2 separate regions of the Homo sapiens genome follow, and region 1 is linked to region 2. The links are chromatin contacts, found by Hi-C or POLR2A ChIA-PET in ENCODE. All regions are on one chromosome and are shown on one strand. Each heading gives the region's core, a stretch centred on a gene start or an enhancer-like site at or near the end of the contact. The rest is flanking DNA. Distances are from core to core; before and after follow the strand shown.

Region 1 (6,596 bases), core at 2,290-4,789, 41 kb before region 2:
CCATAGTACCACCCACTAATTTTAGCCTCCCCCAGTGGTGGCCTACTGGTAGTTTTAATTTCCTCCTTCCTTTCTACATTTATTAACTGGAATTTTTCAGTAAGGAAGAGCCGTCCCTTCTCTTCCATTTATGTATTCAGTTATTTGTATCAACACGGATGGATTCATAGGTATTTGGTTTTTCTTTGGGGTCATAATCCAGTCTGTTGTTACCTGTTTGTTATTGAAATTGTTCTCGCATTCGGGCCTGTCATTTCATGTTCCCATGGTTTTGGGGGTGCTTTCACATTCTGGCACCACAGGCTCACCGTGTATTTCCCTGCCCCAGCCCTAGAATCTTCCGCTGCTCCCAGGAGCCTTAGTTCCTGTTGCTGGAAAATGGTATTTAAAAGCCAAGATCTGGGAGCTAAGTGTGCTCACTGCTGCTTAGTTGTCACTGCGTTTAGGTTCTCTCATATGACAGAGCTAGGAAACCACCCCCACCCTTTACATCTGTGTTTAGTTCTGTATCTATCTGTGTAATATGAAAACAAACGTACGTTCCTCTGAGGCTGCCAACTCCATCCAGCACCAGCGGGCTCATTCACGCCTTCCCCAGTTGCTGCCTTGTAGCTGTCTCTGAAGGGGGAAACCTGGCTCCCGATATCTGTACTGTGTTTGTTTACCCGTTTAATTCCAGGATACCCGGAAAGTAGTTTCAGCATCAACAGCCAGCCCTCCTGTGTTGGCAGCTAGGGCTCAGCATTGGCGTGCAGCTCTTTCTGTCAAGTAGGAACGCTGCAAGGGTACAAGGTTATTTGTGGCAGCCCTTTCCCTGGGGTGGTCATGTCATGCATTTGTAATACAGTTAGCTTCGTCAGTCTCAGTTGCATTTCATCTTGGGTCTGCCCCCTCTGCCCATCCGGTTATTAGTTACTGATTTCTTAATTTGTATTCCGTGACGTTTACTCTGGGTTCAACATGCAGAGAGTCGTGTATCTACCGGGACTCTGCCTCCCCCACTCCGATTCCCACTTGCTGTCCCTTTGAAGTCAGTCCCCCTCCCCACCCCCAGCCCTTACAACCGCTCATCTGTTTGCCATTCTTGTAGTTTACCTTTTCCAGATTGTCATAAGACTCAGACAATATGTAGCCCTTTTGTATCTGGTTTCTTTCACTTAGCAAAGCGCACTTAGATTTGTCCATGTTGCCATATGAATGAATCTTCGTGTTTTGTTGTGTTTTTTCGAGGAGTGTTCCGCTGCATGGGTGCCTTACGGTTTGTTTATTCGTTCACCTGTTGAAGGACGTCTGTGTTGTTTCCAGCTCTTGTGATTATGAATAAGGCTGCCCTAAACATTTGCATACGGGTTTTTTGTGTGACCACGTTTTCAGTTCATTTGGGTAAATGAGTGGAGATTGCTAGGTCACATGATATGGGTCTATTTAACTTTTTAAGAAACTGCCCAGTGGTTTTCTTCTAAAGGGGCTGTGCCATTTTGCAGCCTCATCAGCAGGAAGAGTTCCCGTTGCTCCAAATCTTCGCCAGCCCTTGAATATGGTCAGGTTGTTTTCCTTTTTTTTTTTTTCTCTTTGTTTTCTTTTTATTTTCTTTTTGAGGTGGAGTTTTGCTCTTATTGCCCAGGCTGGAGTGCAAAGGTGCGATATCAGCCCACTACAACCTCCACCTCCTGAGTTCAAGCGATTCTCCTGCCTCAGCCTCTCAAGTAGCTGGGATTACAGGCATGAGCCACTGTGACCGGCCAACTTTTTGGGTTTTTTGTTTGTCTGTTTTGAGACAGGGCCTTACTGTGTCGCTTAGGCTGGATGGGGTGCAGTGGTGCAGTCACAGCTCACACAGCTCTGTCTCCTGGACTTAAGCAGTCCTCCTGCCTTAGCCTCCCAAGTAGCTGGGACTACAGGTGCATGCCACCACACCCAGTGAGTTTTTCTTTTTAAAAAAAAATTTTATTTGTTTATTTTTTGAGACGGAGTCTCGCTCTGTCGCCGAGGCTGGAGTGCAGTGGCACAATCTTGGCTCACTGCAAACTCTGCCTCCCGTGTTCATGCCATTCTCCTGCCTCAGCCTCCCAAGTAGCTGGGACTACAGGTGCCTGCCAGCATGCCCGGCTAATTTTTTTGTATTTTTAGTAGAGACGGGGTTTCACCATGTTAGCCAGGATGGTCTCGATCTCCTGACCTCGTGATCCGCCCACCTCGGCCTCCCAAAGTGCTGAGTTTACAGGCGTGAGCCACTGTGCCCGGCCCTCACATCCGGTGAGTTATTAAAAAAACTTTTTTAAGGGCTGGGCACGGCGGCTTATACCTGTAATCCCAGCACTTTGGGAGGCCGAGGTGGAAGGATTGTTTGAGCTCAGGAGGTTGAGACCAGCCTGGGCAACATGGTGAAACCCCATCTCTTTAAAAAAAAAAAAAAAGAAAGAAAGAAAGGAAAGATGGAAGAAAGAAAGAAAGAAAGAAAGAAAGGAAAAAAAGAAAAGATTTAAAAAAATTTTTTTTTGTTAGAGAGTCTCACTATGTTGCTAAGGCTGAGCTCAAACCCCCAGCCTCAAGTGATCCTCCTGCCTCAGCCTCCCAGAGTGTTGAGATTATAGGCGTGAGCCAACACACCTGGCCCCGTTCTTTATTTAACTTTTTGAGTAACTGCCAGACTGTTTTTCAGCAGCTGTGCCATTTTACATTCCCCCCCAGCCGGGTATGAGGGTTCTGATTTTTCTACATCCTCACCAGCAACTCATTTTCTGCCTTTTTGATTATAGCCGTCTGTCCTAGTGGGTGTGAAGTGGTACCTGGTTAGGTTTTGATTTGCATCTCCCTGACGGCCGACGGTAATGAGCATCGTTTTCATGTGCTTATTTGCAACCCATATATTCTCTTTGGTAAAGTATCTGTTCAGAATTTTGCCCTTCCCTCTCATTAAAAAAAATTGGGTTAGCTGTTTTCTTGTTGTTGAGTTTTAAGAGTTCTGTATATACTCTGGATACAAGTCCTGTACTTGGTATATGAGTTGCAAATATTTTCTCCAAGTCTGTGGCTTATCTTCTCATTCTCTTAATAGTATATTTTTGTCTAGCAAACGTTTTTTATTTTGATGGACGTCTTACTGTTGTTTTTCTGGCGAGTGCTTCTGGTTTTGTGTCTGAAACCCTTTGCCACACTTGAGGCCCATGCCTCTGTTTTCGCTGTCCGCTGGCGGCATGCACCAAGCCCACTGTTGAGAGAGGCGGGGGAGACTGTCAAAGGGTAGTGGGTATCTAGTAAGGGAGGCCCTTGTCATTTATTCTTCGCAAATGAGGGTTTTTTTTTTTTTAATGTTCGTTTACAGTGAGGAGGAGGAATTGCTTTTCTTCCATTCTTTGCTGGAGTTTCATGGATTTCTTCATGTGTCAGATATTTACCAAGTCTAGGCCCAGTGAAGACCAAGTGAACACGTTCCCCTCTCTTGTGGAGTTCACAGACTGACAGGGCAAGAGACGGCAGACACACGGGAGAGGAAGTGACCCATCAGAATGAGTTCCAGGAAGCCCAGGGGCTGGGTGCTATGAGTGTGTCACGGGGACCCAGTTAGAAAGGGTCGGTTGGGTTCTCTTAAGAAGCGAGATTGACTTCTTTTTTTTTTTTTTTTTTTTTTGAGGTGGAGTCTTGCTCTGTCACCCAGGCTGGAGTGCAGTGGCGTGATCTCGGCTCACTGCAAGCCCTGCCTCCTGGGTTCACACCTTTCTCCTACCTCAGCCTCCCGAGTGGCTGGGACTACAGGCGCCCGCCACCATGCCTGGCTAATTTTTTTGTATTTTTAGTAGAGAGGGGGTTTCACCGTGTTAGCCAGGATGGTCTCGGTTTCCTGACCTCGTGATCCACCTGCCTCGGTCTCCCAAAGTGCTGGGATTACAGGCGTGAGCCACCGTGCCCGGCCGATTGACTTCTTCTTATGTGAGGCTGAGAGGATGGGGTGGTCCCTTCTAGGGGGAGGGGCAGCTGTTTGAAAGGCAGAGTCCAGGTGATGAAGCGGGGCTGGGGCGAGTGTGAGGGAGGTGAGCTGGGTGGGCAGAGCTGCTCATCCGCTGGGGGTGACATGGTGGCATTTGCTGTTAGATCCTGCATAAGGGGTCGAGTCCTCTGGGTTCACCTGCCTCTTTGGGCGTAAGCTCTGTGGCCGTGGCTTCAGAAGCCCCAGCCAGGTGCCTGTCCCACGCCTGTCCCATGATGTTCTGGAGTAGGTCAGTGACATTATAATGCAGACCTGGCTCCATCTCTCCCAGAAGGAATTCAGTGGCTGCCAAACAGGAAGTGCTTGTCTGTGCCCTGGAGTCAGTTAGGAGGCAGGGTGAGGGCCTCGGGAGGGGCTGCAGAGCTGACCTGGGAGGCTTTGATGCCCTGGTCCTGGGCAGGGCAGGGGCCGGGGGCTGCCGGCCTCCCCGAGCCTTCCCGGGGTGGGGGCCCCCACTGACATGCATGGCCCTGCTCGGGCTGGGACTGGCTCTCGGGGTCTCTTTCAGCTTTACCGCTTGGTGACCCCGCCACGTTCCCGCTTTACGTTCCCAGCAGACTTTAGCATGGTTGATTTTTGTCTTGCTTTGTTTTGAGGCATTAGCCAAGATCAGCAGCTGGACTCAGGAGCTCTTCTCTGAGGCATCATTTGATGTGACTTAATTTCCTTGGCAATCCTTTTAGCTCTCACCTTTGTCGCTTTCATGCCAGTGCTGGCTGCCAAGTAGTCCTGCGTTTCTGGCTTGGTGTGCTTGGCAAAACCGAGAGGGGCAGAGAGAGCTGCTGTCAGATGGGGAGAGGGGTCATCTGAGATGACAGTGGCCTGCTTTCCTCTCCTGTGGCCGGTGTCGGCTCGCAGCCCCCCAGGTGCCCTGTAGATGCAGTCACATGAGGGGATGCTGGCCGGGGCACTTGTTTCTATTGAACCCGGTACCAACAGCACCAGGAAAGGGGAGTGTGGCTGTTTGGGGCGGTAAAACTTGCCCTGCCCCTGACGCCAGATTCCTCTTCCTTCAGTCTAAGTCTCCCGTGACTTCAATTGAAGGAACCCGTCCTGAGAGCAGGAGAGAAAGCACATGAGGGGTACACACTGATTGTGAGAGACAGTCCAGTGTTAGAAATGGCCAAGTGTGAAAAAGAAGTTTATTTTGGTTATTTGCCACTAATATTAGACCTCCTCCCCAACCCCTGCAACAAGCTGTCATTGGACAGGGAGCCACAGCCATCACCAGTCCACCGTGGCCTCCCACACGCAGATGTCCGAGGGCACAGGAAGGGCATTACGTGGAGAGTTTTAAAAGTAAGTTAAACCGCACTGGCCTCATAGCCTTAAGACCCTCAGAGGCATCTTCCTGACACATCCTGGGTGGCTTGTGTTGGGGGGCCCTAGGCAGTCGCACATGACAGGGGAGGTTCCAAGGACACCAAGCCGGGGTGCCCTCCATAGCCGCCACCCTCTGTAGAGTGGAGATGGCTCTTAGCTGCAAATGCTGCCCTATATGGGTTCCACTTGGGCTGCCCCTGCGTGCGCTCAGTTTGAGACTGGGGAGAGCAGGTCTTGAGGCAGGGAGGCTGGGAGGCAGGGAGCCCCCTCTGAGCCCCCATTGTCTTCTCCCCTTGCCCCTGACCTGCTGGCGCAGAAGCGGAGCAACGCTTCTGCAAGCAACTCCCTCCCTGGCTCCCAGGCTCCCAGGGCCTTGCAGAGTTCAGGAGGCGGGCAGCCCCTCTGGTGAGCCCATAGAGCGCTCCGCCAGGGACAATCGGCCGGTTGATGTGGCCGAGGGGGAGGCCTTGGCTGGTGGATTGCCGAGGGAGCCAGAACAGAAGCCACATTGTGTGCGGGGACCCAGGGCAGGGCCGAGCTGCCGCGTTGTGACAAGCCGCATGGATGCGTGCCAGCTGTGGCGCAGTCTGTCTTTCCCCAGAGCATCCTTCTGTTCCCTGAAGTGGGTCCCCAGATGCATCTGTGTTTCCTAGAGGGCGGGTCTGGAGCCGGGCAGAGAAGCACAAGGAAAGAACGAAGGTGCCCATCGCTGCAGGGAGAGAGGAGGTGCTGCGCAACCCTGCGCCCGCCACGGCCACCCCAGGACCTCCAAGGCTGGGACGGTGGGACGGCCCAGAGGCCCAGAATGCCTTCTCCTGGGTCCCTAGAGAAGGGGCTGGAAGAATTGGCTGGGCATTGAAAGCGCCCATTATGTTCCCCAATTTCCTATCTCGGCATGTACCTGATAAAATTCTTTCCTGGCTTCTCTGAGGCCATCTTTCCGACTGTTTGTGCCTCCTGTACAGGACGAAGGCATCTGCCCTGTGGCTCCCAGAGCAGGGAAGGTGCTGTCCAGCGGGGGTGCTAGGGGCCTGGCGCCCTGGAGCCCTGAATGGACCCTGCCTCCAGCTGGACTCTGCCTGGCAGTGGCTTGGGGGACACGGGCTCTCGGGATGGGGCGGGGGTCTAGGAGCTGTGGGTTCCGGCGGCCTCAGTTCAGGGTAGAGAGAGGCTGTCCTCATACTGGGCATGAGGGAGGCAGGAGGCCCCGGGACTGACCACTCGCAGGTCTCAGCTCAGCTGCTCTCAGCCTGGCAGCATTGGGCCGGTGACTTTCATGGGCTCA
Region 2 (6,718 bases), core at 2,451-4,950:
TCCCTTTATAATTCTGCTTCAGAATTTTCCCAGATATTCTTGCATGCTTTTTTCTTCATATAAATGAATCCGCTTATGTTTCAGAATATTTTTATCTGTTGTTCTGACGTTTTAATTTTAATTTGTTTTTGTTTTAGACGGAGTCTCGCTCTGTCACCCAGGCTGGAGTGTAATGGCACAATCTTGGCTCACTACAACCTCTGCCTTCTGGATTCAAGTGATTCTGCCACTTCAGCCTCCCAAATATCTGGGATTACAGGCACCCGCCATCATGCCCGACTAATTTTTGTATTTTTTTAGAGAGGGGCTTTCACCATGTTGGCCAGGCTGGTTCTGAACTCCTGACCTCAGGTGATCTGCCCGCTTTGGCCTCCCAAAGTGCTGGGATTACAGGCGTGAGCCACCGCACCCTGCCCATTTGTTTTGTTTTTTGAGGCGGGGTCTCATTCTGTCACCCAGGCTGGCATGGGGTGGCGCTATCACGGCTCACTGCAGCCTCACCCTCCCAGGCTCAAGCAATCCTCCCACGATGGCTTCCAGAGTAGCTGGGGCCACAAGCACATGCCATCAGGCTCAGCTAATTTTGTTTGTTTGTTTTTTAATTTTTGTAAAGATGAGGTCTCGATATGTTGCCCAGGCTGGTGTTGAACTTCTGGGCTCAAGCGATCCTCCCACCTTGGCCTCCCAAAGTGCTGGGATTACAGGAGTGAGCCACTGCACCTGGCCTTAATTTTTTTTAAACGTCTCCTTGTTGATACTTGTGAGTTCCTGGAGAATTCTCAGTGATTTTTTCTTTTTTCTTTCTTTCTCTTTTTTTTCACATGGAGTTTCGCTCTTGTTGCCCAGGCTGGAGTGCAGTCGTGCGGTCTCGGCTCACTGCATCCTCCGCCTCCCAGGTTCAGGTGACTCTCTTGCCTCAGCCTCCCAAGTAGCTGGGATTACAGGTGTCTGCCACCATGCCTGGCTATTTTTGTATTTTCAGTAGAGACAGGGTTTCACCATGTTGGCCAGGCTGGTCTCAAACTCCTGACCTCAGGTGATCCACCGGCCTCGGCCTCAGATCTGTAACCAACTCTCATTATGTGTATGTTACACTTTCTGTATTGTCCCGCGGTTCTTTTCCATTTGTTCATTTCATTTCATTGTGTTTTTGTCTTTTCTTTTTTCTTCTTAATTAATTTTTTTTTTTTAAATAGAGGCAAGGTCTTGCTAAGTTTCTCAGGCTGGCCTTGAGTGCCTGGGCTCAGGCAGTCCTCCCCACTCAGCCTCCTAAAGTGCTGGGACTATAGGCATGAGCCACCGTGCCTGGCCTCTTTTTTTCTTTAAGATTTTCAGCATGGGATGTTTCTATTGACCTAGCTTCAGGCTCACTCAAGATTTCCTTGGCTGTATTCAGTCCACTGCCGAGCCCATTGGAAGCATGCTTTTTTTATGTCAGTGTTTTTGATGACCAACATTTCCTTTTGATTTCTTAGAGTTTCCATCTCTGCTTACAAGAACCCACCTGTTGTAAGTTCTGTCTGCTTTTTCCATTAGAGCTCTTAGCATATTATTATTTAAAATTGATATCAGCCAGGCGTGGTGGCTCATGCCTGTAATCCTAGCACTTTGGGAGGCTGAAGCGGGCGGATCACTTGAGGCCAGGAGTTCGAGACCAGCCTGGACAACATGATGATACCCTGTCTCTACTAAAAATGCAAAAAAAATTAGCCGGATCTGGTGGCGCATGCCTGTAATCCCAGCTACTCCCTGCTGGGTGAGTGCAAGGTTCCTGGGAATCCCCAGTACCTGACACTCACAACATACCCTGTTGGGAGGTGGAATTCAGGGACAGTTCAGGCTTGGATCTTGCTCTCAAGGGGTTCCCCAATGTTCTGGATGGGTGGAGAGAGGGCTCAGTGCTGGAGAGCCTCAAGAAGTGGGGAGGGCTTTCTGGAAGAGGGGACATGAATGCGGGGATTCACAGGATGTATATGAGTTCACTAGATAGAGACTGTCTGGAAAGGTGAGCTGAGCATGCTCAGGACTGGGCCATTGAAAAATCCCACTAAGCGTAGACTTAAGTGGGAGCTCTTGTCAGCTCCCTGTCCTGAGGACTCTTCCTTGGGATCCCATAGAAGGTGGGCTGGTGGCTTCCTGCCCGCAAAACACTCCGGGGAGAGGCCGCGTGCCCTTTACCCTGCCATGATGGCACCAATGCTGGCGATGACCCACTCTTCTGAGTTGAGACCCATGATTCCCACGCTGTGGAAGCGCTCCAGGCCCAGCTAGGGGAGGGAGGTCCTCGTGAGGCACTAGGAGGCTCAGCCATCCCCGCCCCACCTGCCCGGGAGCCTCAGGCTGAGAACCTTTGGCTCCCTTTTCTCTGTCGCCTGTTTCTTCTTTTTCTTTCTTCTTCTTCTTTTTTTTTTTTTTTTTTTTTTTCTGAAACAAGGTCTTGCTCTGTTGCCCAGGCTGGAATGCAATAGCGCAATCATGGCTCACTGCAGTCTCAACCTCCCCCAGCCCCAGCAATCCTCCCGCCTCAGTCCCCCAAGTAGCTGGGACTACAGGTGTACACCACCACCCCTGGCTAATTTTTTAATTTTTAATTTTTTTGTAGAGATGGGATCTCACTATGTCACCCAGGCTGGTCTTGTACTCCTGGGTTCAAGCGATCCACTCGCCTTGGCCTCCCAAAGCACTGGGATTACAGACACCTCTCTTGTCCTGTTTCTTCTGTTGTTTTCTCTGATAAAATAACCCATCCCCCTCATGACAAGCAACCACACTTTCATCTAGAACTGGGGCTCTCAGCCAGGGGGTGACTCTGTTCCTCAGGGGACATTTGGAAATACTTGGAGACATTTGGGGTTGTCATAGCTCGGGGAATGAAACGCCACTGGCATTGATGGAAACTAGATACTCACAGGACATTCTCCACCACAAAGAATGATTCGGCCCCTAAGGACAACGGCCCTGAGATTGAGAAATCCCGGAAAAAAAAAAAAAAATACAAACAAAATACCTTCCTGACATTTTTAAGCATGCATACTTTACAGAGCCAGGGCAATACTACATGTACGTTATCAAGACCTGCCTTTGTTCACAAAACCATTCATCTTGACTGTTTTCCCCAGTCTTTAAATATTTCTCTGCAATATCAAATCTAACATAATATCATCTAGTATAGAGATGACATGATTTAATCATCCCCCGTATTGGCTGATACTTATGTAGGCTCTGGCTGCTGGGTTTTTTTGTTGTTGTTTTCACTTTTTTTTTTTTTTTTTAATGAGACAGGGTTTTGGCTGGACACAGTGGCTCACGCCTGTAATCCCAGCACTTTGGGAAGCCAAGGCGGGCGCATCATGAGGTCAGGAGATCAAGACCATCCTGGCTAACACGGTGAAACCCCATCTCTATGAAAAATACAAAAAATTAGCCGGGCGTGGTGGCAGGTGTCTGTAGTCCCAGCTACTCGGGAGGCTGAAGCAGGAGAATGGCGTGAACCCGGGAGGCGGAGCTTGCAGTGAGCCGAGACCGCGCACCACTGCACTCCAGCCTGGGTGACAGAGCGTGACTCCATCTCAAAAAAAAAAAAGAGAGACAAGGTCTTGCTCTGTCACCCAAGGCTGGAGTGCAATGGTGCGTTCATGGCTCATGGCAGCCTCGACCTCCTTGGCTTAAGCAATCCTCCTGCCTCAGGCTTCTGAGTAGTTGGGACTACACATGCACCACCACGCCCGGCTAATTTTCATATTTTTTAGAGATGGCGGTCTCACTATGTTGTCCAGGCTGGTATAAGCCACCATGCCCAGCCTGGTTTCACTTTTATTAGATAAAATGTTGGGGCGAACGCCCTGGTAGCTCAAGCTTTGCCTATGCACTGTGATTATCTGTGCCGACATATGGATCGACTTGACAATTTAAGATGGTGTAACTCTCTTGGTTCCATTCACTCAGGTGAGTCCATCGGATCCAGGTGGAGCCCCTCCCCACCACTCCAGACTCTTGGATACAACTGCCCACCCCTCATTTCCTCGTCTAACACGCATCTCAAACCCAAACAGCCCAGCTAGGGGAGGGATGTTACCCACAGCCCTCATCCCTAAATCTCCTCCCTCCACTCCAACCTACCATAATCTCAGACAACAGCAGCTCCATCCTTCAAGTGGCACTGACCAGAAAACTTTGGTCATTCTCAGCGGGTTTTGCTGAGACACCAACAAATTCTGTGGGCTCTGCTTTCAGAATCCGAACGCTTCTCACCCTCTCTCCTGCTACATCTTGGTCCAAACTATCATCATCTCAATCTCAGCTGGTCTCTTTCCCCTCAGTCTGTCCTCCCCACAGTAGCCAGAGAGCGCCGTGAGCACCTGAGTCAGGGCATATCCCTCCTCTGCCTCCATGGCTCCCACTCCCCCTCCCCTCGGGTAAAAGCCAAGTCCCCCACAAGGCCCACCAGGCACTTCTCAACCTTCCCCACCCCCTCCCTCCCTCACTCTGCTCCAGCCACAGGGGCCTCCTCCTCACTGCTCCTTCAACACAGCAGGCACTGTCCTGCCTCAGGGCCTTTGCACAAACTCCCCTTGACCTGGAACACCATCCCATAGATCTTTTCTCTTCATTGAAGTCTTTGTTGAAATATCACTTTCTCTCAGTGAGGCTCTCCTTAGCCACCTTTTTCTTTCTTTCTTTCTTTTTTTTTTGAGACAGAGTCTCACTCTGTTGCCCAGGCTGGAGTGCAGTGGCGTGATCTCGGCTCACTGCAACCTCTGGCTCCCGGGTTCAAGTGATTCTTCTGCCTCAGCCTCCCAAGTAGCTGGGATTACAGGCATGCACTACCATACCCAGCTAATTTTTGTATTTTTAGTAGAGACGGGGTTTCACCATATTGGTGAGGCTGGTCTCGAACTCCTGACCTCAAGTGATCTGCCCTCCTCTGCCTCCCAAAGTGCTGGGATTACAGGTGTGAGGCACTGCACCTGGCTAGCCGCCATACTTTTAAATTCTGCCCCCACCTCAACAGTTTACTCCTTTACGTGCTTTGGATTCCTCTGAATCACTGAACACTGTCTTACCTATTGCATAATTTACTTGTTTATTACATTGACAGAACAAGTCACAGGAGGTCTCTTATCCCCTTTCCTGATCTGAAAAATGGGTGTTCATTAATTCAACAAACATCAGAGGGTTGGCGCTGGTACAACAACAAGGCAATCTGGCCTCTCGCCCTCAAGGAAATGACCAAATAAACAAATGACCTTGGTAACTTGTAGCCATGATGATGAAAACTGGGAAGAATATTTTTTTGTGACAGAGTCTTGCTCTGTCGCCCAGGCTGGAGTGCAGTGGCATGATCTCGGCTCACTACAACCTCCACCTCCCAGTAGCTGGGATTACAGGTGTGCCACCATGCCTGGCTAATTTTTTTTGTATGTTTAATAGAGACAGGGTTTCACCATGTTGCCCAGGTTGGTCTCAAACTCCTGACCTCAAGTGATCCACCCATCTCAACCTCCCAAAGTGCTGGGATTACAGGCGTGAGCCACCGTGCCTGGCCCTGGGCAGACAACTTTTAAAGGGGCTGTCACAGAGAGGGGGAAGAGGGCAGGTTCGGGGAACCAGGGTAGCAAGGAAAGACCTCGCTGAGGAAATGCCACTGGAGAAGAGACACAGTAAAAACCATAATAATGGCCAGGCACAGTGGCTCATGCCTGTAATCTCAGCACTTTGGGAGGCCGAGGTGGGTGAATCACGAGGTCAGGAGTTTGAGACCAGCCTGGCCAACATGGTGAAACCCCCGTCTTTACTAAAAATACAAAAAATTAGCTGGATGTGGTGGCAGGCACCTGTAACCCCAGCTACTCAGGAGACTGAGGCAGGAGAATTGCTTGAACCCGGGAGGCGGAGGTTGCAGTGAGCCAAGATCGCACCACTGCACTCCAGCCCTGGCGACAGTGAGAGACTGTCTCAAAAACAAAAACAAAAACAAAAAAGAGGCCAGGCGCGGTGGCTTATGCCTGTAATCCCAGCACTTTGGGAGGCCGAGGCCGGTGGATCACGAGGTCAGGAGATGGAGACCATCTTGGCTAACACGGTGAAACCCCGTCTCTACTAAAAATACAAAAAATTAGCCAGGTGTGGTGGCGGGCGCCTGTAGTCCCAGCTACTGGGGAGGCTGAGGCAGGAGAATGGCGTGAACCCGGGAGGCGGAGCTTGCAGTGAGCCAAGATTGGGCCACTGCACTCCAGCCTGAGTGACAGAGCAAGACTCCGTCTCAAACAAACAAAACCATAAAAATAATAAATAGTGAATGCTGGTGCAATGCTTTGTGTGTGCCAGAGCTATTCGATGTGTGTAAACTCACTGAATCCATGCAGCAAAGCTGTGAGCTAGCTGCTGTTATATTTTATATATTTACATAAAAATGCTGATATAAAAGAAAATATTTTATATTAAATTTAACATAAAAGGGCCGGGCACGGTGGCTCACACCTGTAATCCCAGCACTTTGGGAGGCCAAGGAGGGCGGATCACAAGGTCAGGAGATCGAGACCATCCTGGCTGACACGGTGAACCCTGTCTCTACCAAAAATACAAAAAATTAGCCGGGCGTGGTGGTGGGCGCCTGTAGTCCCAGCTACTCAGGAGGCTGAGGCAGGAGAATGGCGTGAACCCGGGAGGCAGAGCTTGCAGTGAGCTGAGATCGCGCCACTGCACTCCAGCCTGGGCA

The links. Hi-C counts contacts between places; a loop is a spot of excess contacts on that map. ChIA-PET counts read pairs that join two places held with the same protein, here RNA polymerase II (POLR2A). Pooled maps may share reads with other maps.
Region 1: a map with no recorded cell type shows a loop between it and region 2 (6-fold over the local background). The contact joins two enhancer-like sites. A Hi-C loop is called at or near these places in 1 of 168 maps with a recorded cell type or tissue (gastrocnemius medialis), 6 of 37 single-sample maps with no recorded cell type and 6 of 50 pooled maps. POLR2A ChIA-PET finds 5 or more read pairs at or near these places in 9 of 52 experiments (GM10248, H1, HepG2 and 6 more).

The regions. Positions count from the first base shown.
Region 1 is chr19:6,241,079-6,247,674 of GRCh38, reverse strand. All of the region lies in intron 3 of MLLT1 (MLLT1 super elongation complex subunit), which reads left to right. Among named protein-coding and RNA genes, the nearest start is that of MLLT1, 36 kb to the left of the region's middle. RefSeq lists an enhancer at 3,462-4,176. Within about 2 kb of position 3,539, at least 9 of the 41 ENCODE cell types and tissues checked have a DNase peak (open chromatin) inside an H3K27ac peak, as active enhancers do.
Region 2 is chr19:6,200,578-6,207,295 of GRCh38, reverse strand. No RefSeq gene overlaps it. Among named protein-coding and RNA genes, the nearest start is that of ACSBG2, 68 kb to the right of the region's middle. RefSeq lists enhancers at 3,170-3,219, 3,240-3,289. Within about 2 kb of position 3,700, at least 3 of the 41 ENCODE cell types and tissues checked have a DNase peak (open chromatin) inside an H3K27ac peak, as active enhancers do.